Regions from separate parts of the Mus musculus genome. Here region 1 is linked to region 2. Evidence: chromatin loops called from intact Hi-C (ENCODE). Cell type or tissue: left cerebral cortex. All regions are shown on one strand. Links, peaks and the distances in the headings refer to the core of each region. The heading gives the core; the rest is flanking DNA. Region 1 overlaps Grin2b (glutamate receptor, ionotropic, NMDA2B (epsilon 2)). Region 2 has its middle 54 kb from the start of Emp1.

Region 1 (6,818 bases), core at 1,411-3,910, 750 kb after region 2:
GAAAAGATAAATGGATGTTAATAAGAAATAAACTAAGAAGCAGGAGAAAATGAGAAGACAATCCATTATAAGAAAGCCCAGAAATAAGAAGGTATAGAGGAAACAAAAAAAGGGGTACTTGAGTAGAAGAATTATAAACAAAAAAAGTAGAATAAACGGATAAAATTAAACATATTTTTTCTGATTAGAAAAAAAAATAATCAAAGCAGAGATGCTGTGGATGCCACAAGATTTAATGAAGAGATTAGGCATTAACTATGATGGTGCTCAGATGTATAGTGGGTGTGGACCTGAACCTGGTCATACAAGAACTCTGACATGCTAAACTTGAATATCAGGTCTCACCAAAAACCTATCAAATCAGGATGTGCATTTTAATAGCACCCCGCAAGCCCCCATGACTTCTGTATGCAATAAAGTTTGAGATGGAATGATGTAGATATGCAAAGTGCACAAACAATCCCCAGTTCTCACTACCATCAATGGTGGATAGCAGGAAACGTCAGCATTAAGGAGCTACATAACCTTGGGACAATCACTTCCCCAGATCTCAGCTTCTTCATCTATGGGATGAGGACAGAGTAGTTGCCTACTGAGTTTCGAGTTCTTGATTACATCTCCCAGCATACCATTACCTCATTCTATACCATCAGGCAAAAAATAAATAAATAAAAAATAAAATAACAAAAAGCACCTCTGACTGATAAACACTGTGCATCCTGTCCCAGCTCATTCTCCCAGGGTTATCCCGCATCTATCAGATGCCTGTCTCTGCGTTGAGTACAAATGATTCCAAGATGAATACACATCTCTCCCTGCCCTTGGGGAGCTCGTGAGCTTCTGGGAGAAGGAAGAAGGACGCGTAAATAAGAGAAAGCAAAGGGGTCTTAGAACTTCAAATACATGCTAGTAAAACACAGAGAGGGCAAACAACCACACTGCTGGGAGCAGTGAGGAAGAGCTGTTACCAGGAGACAACAAAATCATTTGAGTTCTTCCCTGCCAACCTCAGCTGACAGGGCTAGAGAGTGACAGGATAGAAAAAAGGTACCGGAACACCAAGCAAAGCAAAGAAGGCCCCTGAGCACACCTCTCTGGTCTACACATCCTGAGAAGTTGACCCACCAGATGGGCAGGTGAATCGGGCTAATAGTCACAGACAGTTAACATCTCCACTGCATCTAGACCTCAGAAACCAGAAACCTACCTCCTCCGAGTTCTGTGTGCTCCCTCTACTGACTGTGCTCAGTTCTTAGCATCTTCAGCCTCCTGGAAGACAATACCAATTCAACCACTAATCTCTCCCTGGAGGTTTCTTCTATGGTTACAAAGAAGAGAGGCACTTTAATAAATGTAAACAATTCATTACACCAGCAACTCTTTTGATCTATATTTGTTTACATAGGAACAGTGCAGTAGTTCCCAACCGAGTACAGGGTCACGGAGACTAAAAACGGGGTTCACTGAAGGATGTAATCTCTAGGATTCTTAAGGACTGTAAAATGGCAAGGAGAAAGAAGGCAATCTTAAATTTGGCAGCCCCTACTCTTGACCCCCATCAAGATACCAAGGATGAGCTGAGAGGTCATTTGCTATCATCACCGTTCAAGAAGCAGGCCGTCATTTGGAACACCTGCATCCAACCTCCACAATGGTGAGGCCATCCCTGGATTCCATCTCTTGTGTGGCTCTAGGTGTTGATTTGAGGTCATAGTTTCTTCATGTTCAACTTCCTTTCCCCCTGCTTCCTTCTGTGTTTCACAGCCCCCAAGTATTCACTAAATGTTTACAGTAGCTGGCCAATACTGGTGAAGATGTTACCTTCATTAGATCCTTGAAGAAACCCTGCCCTTGGGTTTACCACAGCCATAAAGGAGATGAAAAATACATCTTAAAGCTTATGATAGGCCGCAGAATCCACTCAGTCCTGATTCTCCCCCCACCAAACACCAGTCACTCATTACAGCAGCCAACTTTTATCGTGTCTCTCTCAAAGGTAGCCATTGCCCCTCCCCATGCAAGCCTACGTGGAAGTTGAAGGTCTGAGAAAATGGCTGAGTTCTAAAGCCATTCTTTGGGAGACAGAAGCACAGAGACAAGACCCCTTGTTGTTCACCCTCCCTCCAGAGGAAGTCGCTCTTCTTAACCAGTCAAAAAACAAAAACCAACCAAACAAACAAACACACCTGGGGAACAAAGTAGTGACAAAAAGAACTTTTCTCTCCTCTCCTCTCCTCTCCTCTCCTCTCCTCTCCTCTCCTCTCCTCTCCTCTCCTCTCCTCTCCTCTCCTCTCCTTTCTGCGATTCTCCTTACTTGTACTCTCTGCCTACATCCACCCCTGACAAAGATCACACACCATCAGTAGCAGAACAAGAATCTGCAGGTGGGCAGGCTTCCTAGAGCTGGAACCAACAAGAGAGACAAATTAGACAATTCTCTGGCATGCTCTGCTTCTGTCCCTGCACACTAGCCCCTGGAATGTCACTCCTTCCCCAGGTCCACCCTGCACTAGCATACCTAGAGCACAGAAATCGAGCCACATGTGGCTCACTCCCCTTAAAACCACATCCTTAGCCCTGCTTTCCTGGGAAGTCATAGTTTCCTATTGATGTTTCCTTAATTACAGACCACAGAGGCTCTTTCATTGCTGTCGAATGTGTTCTTCTTCATCCCACCAGTCTCACCACTCCCCATGTTGCCCATGCCACAAGGGTGAGGGCAAAAAGCAAGGAGATGAAAGGAAACCCATTCAGTGATAAGAAGCAGAGAGCTACAACAACAAACCCAGGAAGGCCCAGAATGCCACCAAGTCAAGCAGCATGGGCACTGCTCATGATGACAGGTCACAACAGAGTCCTCAAAATGGCTTGGAATACCAAAAAGCTGCAGGCCACCTGTGGCAGTGCCTCCTTGATACCTGACAAGTCTTTCCCAACTGGATCGCCTCTCTTTTCTCTCTATCTTTCTCGGCCCCTTTGACTTCTCTTCCTCTGTATTCTACTCTTTAATGTCTTCTCCTTTGCCCAGTCCTTGGGCCAACCGATGACAGCTTAGCACTTGAGTGCATCTTGCTGGCATGCATGGTTGAGACCCTGCCCAAAGTCTCCCTATTGATTTTATCACCAAAGAACATTGATTTTTTTTTATCACCAAGGTCCTACTCAGTTGCAGAACACTATCACAGGCAACTGTGATGCAATAGTGGCCACATGCCCTGTGGATAGCCACCTCTCCTCGTCCACTCGTGTATACAAACTCTCCGCACATTGAGCTGGCATCCTCACTCATTCCTCTGTTCTATTTTGAAGTGAAATGAAGAGTTCTTCCTCCTACTTGGAGGAGGAGGAGAAGTCAGGGAGCCAGCTCAGGTGGCTCTAAGGTGAACACACACCAGATAACCTCAGCTATTTGTAGACGTGGTGAGAACATGGTTCAAATTGGGATCCCAACCTCACTCTCATTACACCATGGTTACAGATTAAGGCTTCAGCAACGAGAGCTTAAAGAATGAGGCCTAGGGGAGAGGAGCAGGAGATTTGGATGGATCCATATCCATCCTTACTAAACAATAAAGAACTATCGCCCACTGTCATTCTGAGGGGCTGGCAAGGACCTTCTACTACCTCCCCTACAACACTTTAGTATTTTTAGGTTGTTATAAAGGGTGATTATTTTGTAAACGACTTGGGTGAAAGGGAAGGGAGTGCTTGGGAAAGGGCTATTGACTGCTCATGGCTCTCCTACATATTTTTGAAGACCCTTTCCCAACCTCACTCTTGCATGAGAACATCTTCGGAGATTCCAGGGTGTATAGACAGTATAGAAAGGAGATGAGCAGCTGGGTCCCCATCTTGGCCCTCGAGCCACAGATGCTATGATTTTCTCAGGAGTTGTCTTGGCTTGCCTGAGTGGCTAGCAGAAGAACTGTTAGCTAAGTCTTTTCCATTCCTGTTGCTATTTCTCTTTCCAAATGCTGTCCAAGATATTGGGCATATTTCACATATTTTTATATTTATATATATTATTATAGGTTATATATATATTTCTTCACATATATAACAATTTCAAATGTTGTTGAAATGAATGGGATGATAAAAGAAATTAAAATATCAATTCTATTTTTGAGGGTACAAGATGAACACATGCAAGCAGCACATCTCTTTGTTTAACACAAAGGCTCACATGTCGAATTCTGCACCCCTTCCACATGCACGGCGCTTTAGAAGTCTGCAAGATAGCCATTTTGCAAGAGTGTGGAAGTAACAGTTTGCTTGGAGGATGTGCGGGTATAAATAGATGTGTGGACAGAAGGAGAATTTTACAGCTCAAAAAATAATAGCACACGGGGAAAAGATACAAATGAAAAGCAGAATATTGACAGACTCCCTTCTTTTCAGGCTTAAGGTTGAAGACTCCAGCTTGCAGCATCCAGGTGTTCTGAGACCAGCCAGTCCCTACCTGCACCTGCACCTCTGCAATAGGCCTCCTGGGATCTACGGCCCAGTTTCAACCCTTTCTTTAGACACCAAGTAGGTTCCAGGGCAAAAGCCATGATAATCTCGATCAGTATTTTTCTGTTTCTGCATATATACATATATATTTTTACAGAGCATAGAAAGGATGCCTAAAAGGAAAGAGGAGATAGGGAAACAGAAAGGAAGATGGCAAGAAACAAGTCTCAGCTTGGAGAAAAAACATATTTATCTAGATGCCCATCAAAATCTAACATTAGCTCTGTGTAAATCAAATGCTCCTTAAGTCGGAGAAGCATACAGGTCCCCTGGCTGCCTGTGTCTGCATATAGACATACCCCCTCCCAGCCTGCAACCTCTTCTGTGCCTGCATCCAACCACCCCCACCACCTTCCCGGAAAAACAAAACCTGTTAGATAGCAGAAGCATGAGAAATGACCTGGAGGTCCCCTTCTTTGTCACAGAAGCCTTTCCCACAAAACAGCATTATTTTGAGATCATGTTATTTTTTTTCTCTCCCAGAAAAAAAGAAATATCATCTGAGACACTGGGGGAAAAAAACAGATTTAAAACAAGAAATCCCCACCCCAGGTGAGGAAAAAGAATAAAATAGAATGTGCCCTACCTTGGTTTGTAGAAGCCAAAGCTCTAGGCGGACAGATTAAGGGAGAGCGCATGTTGGGAATATCCAGAGTCCTCTTCTCGCTTGCATATCCACATAAGAAAGACGGAGGATAAAGGGACAGAAGAACATTTAAAATCCAGTGGAGTGTGAATTTGGTTTTAATCTTGTGTCTTGAAGAGATGTAAATTCAAAGGAAAAAATGTAATGTGAAAGGGAATCTCAGGGTGTGGAGAGCGGCTCACAATGCAGAATCCAGAGCCATTATTCCATGTGCATGTGAGGTTAGTAGCCCGAATATATAGATTTAAGGAGTCTCCGGCAATTAAGGGTTGGGTTCTCTTTTCTTTTTTCTTTTCTCTTTTTCTTTTTAATTTTTTGGAGCTTTAGTAGAGGAGTCTCTGTGTGGAGAAGCTGGGGGCAGGCTCTGTCCCTCCGTGGAGCGTGGTCATTCCCAAAGCGTCCCCTTCCTAAGGGGAAAAAACGAGGAGGTCAGGGTTTGATTCGAGTGTCTCCCGGAGGGTTAGCAAAATGCATGCCGGAAAAAAAAATATAGATATCTCTATACCAAGTCGTTATAAGGAAAGGGGGAGGAAACCCTGCATTTCCCACAGAGTACACACCAGAGGAATTGAAAACAGCTGGCACCAATCTATAAATAATTCCGAAAAGGTCTGCCTATGCCGTTCCTGGGACAGGCATGGATGAAAGGTGAGAAAAGCCAACCTGAATGGAAGAGAGGGAAGAGGGAAGTGGAAAGCAAGGAGGAAGGCAGGGAGAGGAGGCTCCACACAGCAGTTCACACTCACACACACGCGCGCGCGCGCGCATGCACGCACACCATCCCCACTTAACTCGCCAGTGAGTGCGGCCCCCAGCCCCATCTGCAATGCTGCTGACACGTCTGGCTCGCTCTCCTCATCTCCTCCAGCAGCGGAGCCTCCTCCCACCCCGGGCTCGTGCTCAATGGGTTCTGATTGTGCACCGGCCGCACACTGGGCATTTCTTGGATGGGGCACACTGACACGCGCGTACACACGCCCCCGACGCGCACGCGCCCCCGCGCGCACTCACACTCACCCCCGCGCACACTCACGCCGCCGGCGCGCTGATGTGCAGCGCACCGGGCTGCACCTGCAGCCAGAGGATTGGACTGGAGGGTCGCAGCGCGTGGCTCCCGCCTCTGGCACCGCTGCCCAGCCTCTCCCCTAGAAGGGATTAACCACCTCAGAAAGACCAAAGGCAGTCCTGTCCCCTTCCCCCTCCCCAAAAATATCCTTTTGTTTAAAAGGAAAAATAAAAAACCATCCAAAATAGCAAGTGCCCGGTGCTGCTGGATTGGAAAGCTGTACCCAATACCAGGTTGGTTAGCAGTGCCAAGGCTTCGAGCCTTTATCTGCCTGATTTCTCCAAACCCTCAAAATTGAGACTCCAAAGCGGGCATTTACGTACCGGTTCTGCACCTCCGAGGTGGCAGTCTCCGGAGAGGGGTGGCGGGTGTCGAGGGTTTGAGACGTTTTCTTTCCTGCAAAGCAGGATAAATGGATCAGTCTCCTGGGTTGGGAAGTTCACTACGACTCTTTGCAGAGCAGAAGGAAATGTATTCGGATGCCAGCTCCGCTGGATGCCGGGGATAGAAAGGCAGCTTGACCCGAGAAGCGCTTCTCCATAGAGCCAAGCCCCGAGATTTCCTAGAGGTGAAGGAACCCAAGGAAGTGGTGCT
Region 2 (6,818 bases), core at 2,655-5,154:
CCAGAATGAACCATAGAAACATACAGAATCATGTTCAGCAAAAATCAGTCAACCTATCAACCAATCATCAATCACTGGCTCAATTACCGTAAGCACTGAAATTGTTTGCCTGTCAACTCCTTCTAAGTCTTTTTTCTCTTTAGACTTGTATTTTGAGACCGAGTCTCACTAACCTGGGCTAGCCTCAAACTCATGATCCTCCTGTCTTAGCCTTTACGATGCCAGTATTATAGGAGTGTGCCTTCATGTTTTTTTCTTAGCTTCTCCTAATTCTTAAAGGCACAGCTTAAACATCTTGGTTCCTCTATGGCCTTTCTCCAGGACACCACCAGGTTTTGTACATCCCTTTGTCCTTGCTGCTGTCATGTGTACATGAGTGTACGTGTGGTCTATGTGTGTGGTATATATGCAGGTGCATTTACCCATGTGCACACACAAATAGGCCAAAGGAGGGCATAGCATGTCCTAGCCTATCACGTTCTGCCTTCTTCCCTTAAGACAGGATCTCTCATGAAAAGCACATTAAGACTGGAAGGCAGTAAGTCCCACCCAGCAGTTATGTTGTCTGTTCCCTAGCACCTCTCCGCCCAACCCCTACCCAAGTGCTAGGTTACAGACATCTGCAGCCATGCCTGGCTTTTTACATGAACCCTGGGGATTTAAGCTCAGGCGTTCATTCATACCAATGTCATACGTGCCATATTCACTGAGCCATCTCCCCAGCCTCTCAGTACAGTCTATATGAATTTCACAGTACTCAGGATTCCATGTACTCACATGACTTGCTTTCCATGGGACATGGTGCTTGGAACTTATTGGAGCCAATATACTACCTTCCCCATGCCCAGCATGGAGAACGGCTCATTGAAGTTCATACAGTAAAATGATGGATTAATGGGAGAAATCAGGAGCTAAAAATCACTGTAGCATTAAGATATTTAATCCCCCAACAATGAGCTCCCCCAATATTTGTTACATCAGAGAAGTAGCAGAGCTAATGGATCTCCCTGGTCACTCTGTCCCAGATATGTGTGTAGGCATGTGTCCATGCCTATGATGGCAGACAGACCCTGGAAAGGTTGGCCAAGGTCATCAGAGATGTGCAGAATGATTAATTCTCGTGTGTTTTTTCTAGCCCAAAGGTGAAAGTCAATGCCATAGAGTCAGACTGGACAACGGCCTGAACTTGGGCTTGACTCTTACAATCCCAGAGCCTCTTGTTTCTCTATCAGTCACATGGGGACAACAGTCACACAGTGTTAGAGAACTCCAACCAAACTTAACTTTATCCAAATCCATCCATGTTTGAGTTCACATCTGGGGTACGGGCACATGAACTACTGACCATGACAGGGAACACGTTAGCCAATTCCAACTTCTCTTTTTAGCTTGTTTCCACATTTTGACCTAAAGGGAGGCTGAAGGTGAGGTGCTCTGGAGAAGGACAGGGAGAGTGGCTATAGGGGCACAGTTTTGTTCTTTATTCAATGTTTTGAAGGACATGGGAACTTTGAGCATGAGAAGAAGTTACAGGTTCTTTCTCCAGAAACATGCATGGAGAAACACGTTGTTTCAGGAGACAAGTTGCCTATAATTTTAGAGAATTCGTGGTCCTATAGACCCCAATTGAAACAACTTGAGTTAAATTTACTTGTTTCCAGGGTTGGAGAGATGGCCTAACAGTTTGTAAGAGCACACATTGCTCTTGTAGAGTTCCCCGGTTTGATTCCCAGCACCCACATCAAGTCACTCACAATCACTTGTAACCTCAGCTCCAGGGGATCTGATGCCTTTGGTCTCCAAGGGCAACTGCCTTCACACACACACACACACACACACACACACACACACACACACACACACACACACACACACTCACTCACTCACACTCACACATACACTTACTCACACACACAAATACACTCACACATATACTTACTCACACACAGTCACTCACACACAGTCACTCACATACACACTCACACACACTCACACATACAGTTATTCACACACTCACACTCACACACACACACTCTCACTCACACACAAACACATACACTTCACACATATACACTCACAATACACTCACTCACTCACACACACACACACAAACACACTCACATACTTACACATACACTTACTCACTCACAGACTGACACACTCACACTGATACACACTCACTCACACACACACACACACACACACACAATTGAAAATAAAAATAAATCTTAAGTAAACCTCTCTCTCTCTCTCTTCCCTCCTATCTTCCCTCCCTTCTTCTTCTGCCCATATCTTCATGAACTTGACTGTGTGTTTGGGAGTGGTTCGAGGATTGGGGATGGATACCAGTAATTGAGGACCAAGAAAGGCTTCCATGTTGAATGACTGTTTTTTTCCAGAGAATTTGCAGATGTGTCGTCATCATGCAGCAGATGTGTCATCATGCAGCAGATGTGTCGTCATCATGCAGATAATGACCCACTATACAGGAGGGCATCATCACAGGACAGCTCAGAGTTTCATCCTGGTTACTACCTTCAAGTCCCCTGCATGATCCTGGGCTATACATTCTGTCTGTACCCCAGGGTCTCTATCTTTAAGATGAGGATAGCATAGTGCTATCACTTTGAACTAGCAAAAAGATTAAATATGCTAGGGATTTATATATATATTGGTAAGGATTTAGTATGGTAGGTGCCACCAATACTAATTTTGATCATTATTTAGTAGCTTAAGAAATTATTTCCTTTTAGTTGTTGTACAAAATAATAGGTTGCATGATGGCATTTTTCATACACAATCAAACTTGAATTCTGATGGTTTTAAAGTAGCAAATAACACAGTTACAGGCATACAAAGCATGTCGTACCACAAATGGTAAACCCAGCATCCCCTACCATCACAGCTGGAGAGCTGCAACCAGAGAACTCTTTTAGGACAAAAAGAATGTTCTTAACTGATTTATTTTTAAATAGAAATTTTAGGTTAATAGAGTAGCTAGAACGTCATCTGGATTTGTTTTTTCAGACCCAGTGAGATGGGGAAGCTACTTTTCCATAACATAATTGATTTTTCCTGCTGTAGTGTAAAGATCTTCCCACCGGGAGAGGGAGCCAGGCCCACTATTGGACACCACTTGTTTATTTAGGGAGGCTTTCTAGACCGGTAATTATTTTTATATCAAGACAACAAACTATTATATCAGTTTAACAAAGCAGATACTCCCCATGCCAGGTGGCTGGAAAGAAAGAAAGAAAGAAAGGAAGAAAGGAAGGAAGAAAGAAAGAAAGAAAGAAAGAAAGAAAGAAAGAAAGAAAGAAAGAAAGAAAGAAAAAACAATGACAAAAAGTTGAGAGGATGGCTCAGTTGGCAGAAAAAGCACCTACTGTGCAAGAGGAGGACCTAGTTTCATTCCCAGCCCTAGCCCCTGTAAAGATGTCCGAGTGGTGGTGCTCACTTTGTGACCGTAGGGGTGGAGTAAGGTGAACTCCTAGGGCTGACTGGCCAGCCAGCTTAGCCTGATCAGCGAGCTCCAGGTCTCAGTGAGAGACCCTGCCTCAATGTGCAAGGAGAGTGGATTCTGAGAAACACCACCGACGACATGCGGTGCACGTGCATCGCCCCCTCACCCCGACCCCCTTATGGATTTTATTTACGCTTGGCTCTTTTCTTCTCTTACACTTCTCACAGACCCTCCACCAAACTCCCCAGTCTTCTTCTTTTAGGAATTATTAGCCATTGTAGAGCAGAAGCAGAAGTATTTGGCAAAAGACCTGTGGCCTCGAAGAGGAAGCTGCTGCCCTGTGTCCCATCCACTAGGGGACGGTGCAGCTGAGTTCTTGTCCAGAAGATGGCGCTGTCTGCAAAACCCAGCAGAAATTCAGTGTCAGAGAGGAGGAGAGAGAGAGGTGTGGCAGGGAGGATTGTGCAGGACCATGGGTCGGTGTTCTAATGGTCCTAGAAGTATGAATTGTTAATTTTAAAGGGGGCACTAATTTCCATGCTAATTGTAATTAAGTTTAAGTATATGGAGACATGTTTGGAATTGTCAACAAGCTTGATGAGCCGGATCTCCTAGCAGCCTGTTTGCAGGAGAATGGAGGACCCTCCTGGGAAGAACTCATCCTGAGGGAGTGAGTTGCTATCAACTGGACCAGTCACAGTTGCTCCCGCATCCCTAACTGCTAATTGTGCCAATGGTTTGGAAGTGGCTTTTAAGCCCCATGAACACTAGACTACAATCTTGCAGGGGAGAGACAGGAATCTACACAAACACTGAAATGCTTCTCTACTGAGAACCCTAGAAAACACCATGGTGCAACCCGCAGTCTTGGGGTTCTTCTGGTAGAGTGGAACCCCAGAGTCCCTCTACAGTGGGTCCCAGGTGGCAGCTGACATGGCGTCTAGCGCCACGATAACGTCTTTGGGGACACTGGTAACAATGGCTGGGGTCATCTCTCTCCTGATACTTATTTTCTACCTGGCTCTTGGCATTCACCTGTGGTGGTCTCAGGTATTTGAATATTTGGGCCCCCGTTGGTGGTGCTGTTTGGGGTGGCCTAGGAGATGTGGTTTTGATGGAGGAAGTATGCCACTGAAGACTTTCTTTGAGAGTTGAAAAGACTGGCACAAACTTCCGGTTTGTTATCTCTGCTTCCTGCTCGCAGTTTAAGGGGTGAACTCCCAGGATACGTCTCCAGTTGCCATCCAGTCTGCTGCTGTCCTTCCCCATTGCAATGGTCACGGTCTTATCCCTTTAGAACCAAACCTGTCCTTCTCTCCCGTTGCCTCAGTCCAGGTGTCTTATCACAGTGATAGGAAGCTAACTAATATGCCATCTCTTTTAGGTTTCAAAGTAAACACAGGAAGTAGATCCACGTGAAGGCTCACTGTTCAGGAGAGGAAACTGAGGTGACTCATCACACAGGCAAAGCTCAGAAGTTTCAGAACTTGATCTCAGATGGGCACACAGCTGCTGCCCTTGGTGCCTGACTCTTCAAGAGTAGTCGGACTTGCTTGGAGGGCAAAGCAAGGTTCTGGTGGAGGGTACTGGGCCATTCAGAACGAGTGTCATTGTCTTAAGCCTTTGATATACTTTTGGACTTGAGCCATATCTGGAAGGCATGGGCTTGGGGGAGATGTTAAGTATTTCACAGTCTAGAGGAAAGAGAGGAGCCACAGCAGAGAAGGGTGGAGTCTGGGCAGGGGCATCAGAGCTCAGCTGAGGAACAGGACCATGATGCCTGCCAAGTTGGATGAACTTCTAAGATTTCAAAACTGGAATAGGTGAGGCTCAGCAGAGCATAGGATGGAGGGGGAGGTGGTCTTCACTTCCTTATGACTCTGGGGGCTTTAGGGTTGAGTTAAGTCTATGGGTTCATATGCCAGCCATGTATCTCTGATATCATGCCTATGTCTGTGGGTTTTGGTCAATGCAGCTTGAAGATGGTGTCAGAAACTGGGTGTGGTAACACGTGCCTTTAATCCTAGCACTAGGGAGGCAGAGACAGGTAGATTCCGAATTTCAGTCTACAAAGCAAGTTTCAGGACAGTCAGAGCTATAGAAGAGAAAGAAATTGTCTCAAAAAAAACCCCCCCCACTCAAACCAAAACAACAAATTAAAAATAAATTCTAAATATTAAAATTAAATATTAAAAATAAAAATTATAAAAAAAAAGAAAAAAAAGGTTGCAAAGAAAATAACTTTTGTATTTTTTGGTCAATTCTCAATTATCTCTGACAAGAAAGGTTAATTGAAATCTGTAGGTTTCAATGGCTAATAGCTTTTTCTTCCTATGCAATCTGTCTTCCACCACAGCTTCCAGAAAACGACAACACTGACTAACTGGGTTTTCACACTTATTCTTCCCGGTCCTTCATCTAAAGTGTTAACAGACAGTGAACCGACCCAGATGTGAGAGCAGCAGGGAGAGGGAGGGAAGCAGAGGGCCTGGAAGGACCCACTCAGCACCACGATCCTAAGATGCCCAGAACCAGTGCTGTGCTGAGCTCCCTGTGGCTGCTGCAGGGGACAGCGGATAGGATGGAACATATACTGTGACATAGCAGCTGCAGATGTCATCGCACTGCAGAGACTTATGGGCACGCCACCAAGGCTATATGCCCTAAGGGACCTGGGAAACTTCTCTTGGGAAAACACAAAGGCCTCACTGGGGAACACAAAGTAGGTACAAAATTGAAGTGAACTGACCCAGGCACTGTGACAGGGGAAAGAGTTCAGAGAACAGCCCTGTGCCCAGGGCCTTTGCATGCCAGGAGAGTGAGATACACATCAGCCTTTCAAAAATATCTTTTATTTAGAGATGGTCTCACTGAGTTCCTCAGGCTGGCCTTGAACTTGTAATTCTCCTGCCCCATCTCTGGGATAGCTGGGATAATAGGCCTGCTCTGCCCTGTCGACACTAAGTTAAGGTTATGCTGATGTGAGAATGGGGGTTCCTGGGAGGTCCTTGTGTCTGAGAGTGAGGTCAGGCTGTATAATCTGGAAGTCTTGATAAGAAGAGAGGGTTTGGGTTACTATAGAGCCTTTCTGGGGGAATGGCAGTGCAGCTGAAGAGAGGGAGGCAAGAACCTCTCCCCCTCCTTTTCTGAGTCAGAAACTTACTGTATAGCTGGGGCTAGCCTTGAACTCTCTACTCACCTGGCTCCATCTCTCATATGGTGGGATTATAGGTACACATTGTCATGTTTCTTCCCTCCCCTCTCCTCCCCTCCCCTCCCCTCCCCTCCCCTCCCCTTCCTTCTTTATTGGACAAGGTCTTGCTATATCCAATAAAGAATTCACTCTGTAGCACAG

What was found. A loop is a pair of places that touch in the nucleus more often than their neighbours do. Peaks named below come from ENCODE experiments on the same cell type or tissue, not always from the same donor. Only the 100,000 strongest peaks of a DNase experiment are listed, where the experiment ranks them.
Region 1: a loop joins it to region 2, with 8 times the contacts of the local background. A loop is called at or near these places in 4 of 42 quality-filtered maps.

What each region holds. Positions count from the first base shown.
Region 1 is chr6:136,166,318-136,173,135 of GRCm38, forward strand. Grin2b (glutamate receptor, ionotropic, NMDA2B (epsilon 2)) reads right to left here. Exons shown (of 15, transcript NM_001363750.1): 2 at 6,548-6,620; 3 at 5,099-5,565. It overlaps Gm26653 (a long non-coding RNA gene), which reads left to right and starts at 6,711. Exons shown (of 3, transcript XR_378074.4): 1 at 6,711-6,792. In left cerebral cortex, for the core only: no CTCF peak of the experiment used is centred there; DNase peaks (open chromatin) are centred at 1,857, 2,825 and 3,337; H3K4me3 peaks cover 2,381 bases; H3K27ac peaks cover 1,878 bases.
Region 2 is chr6:135,413,804-135,420,621 of GRCm38, forward strand. No RefSeq gene overlaps it. Among named protein-coding and RNA genes, the nearest start is that of Emp1, 54 kb to the left of the region's middle. In left cerebral cortex, for the core only: CTCF peaks have their summits at 3,095 (motif pointing right) and 3,836 (motif pointing right); a DNase peak (open chromatin) is centred at 3,850.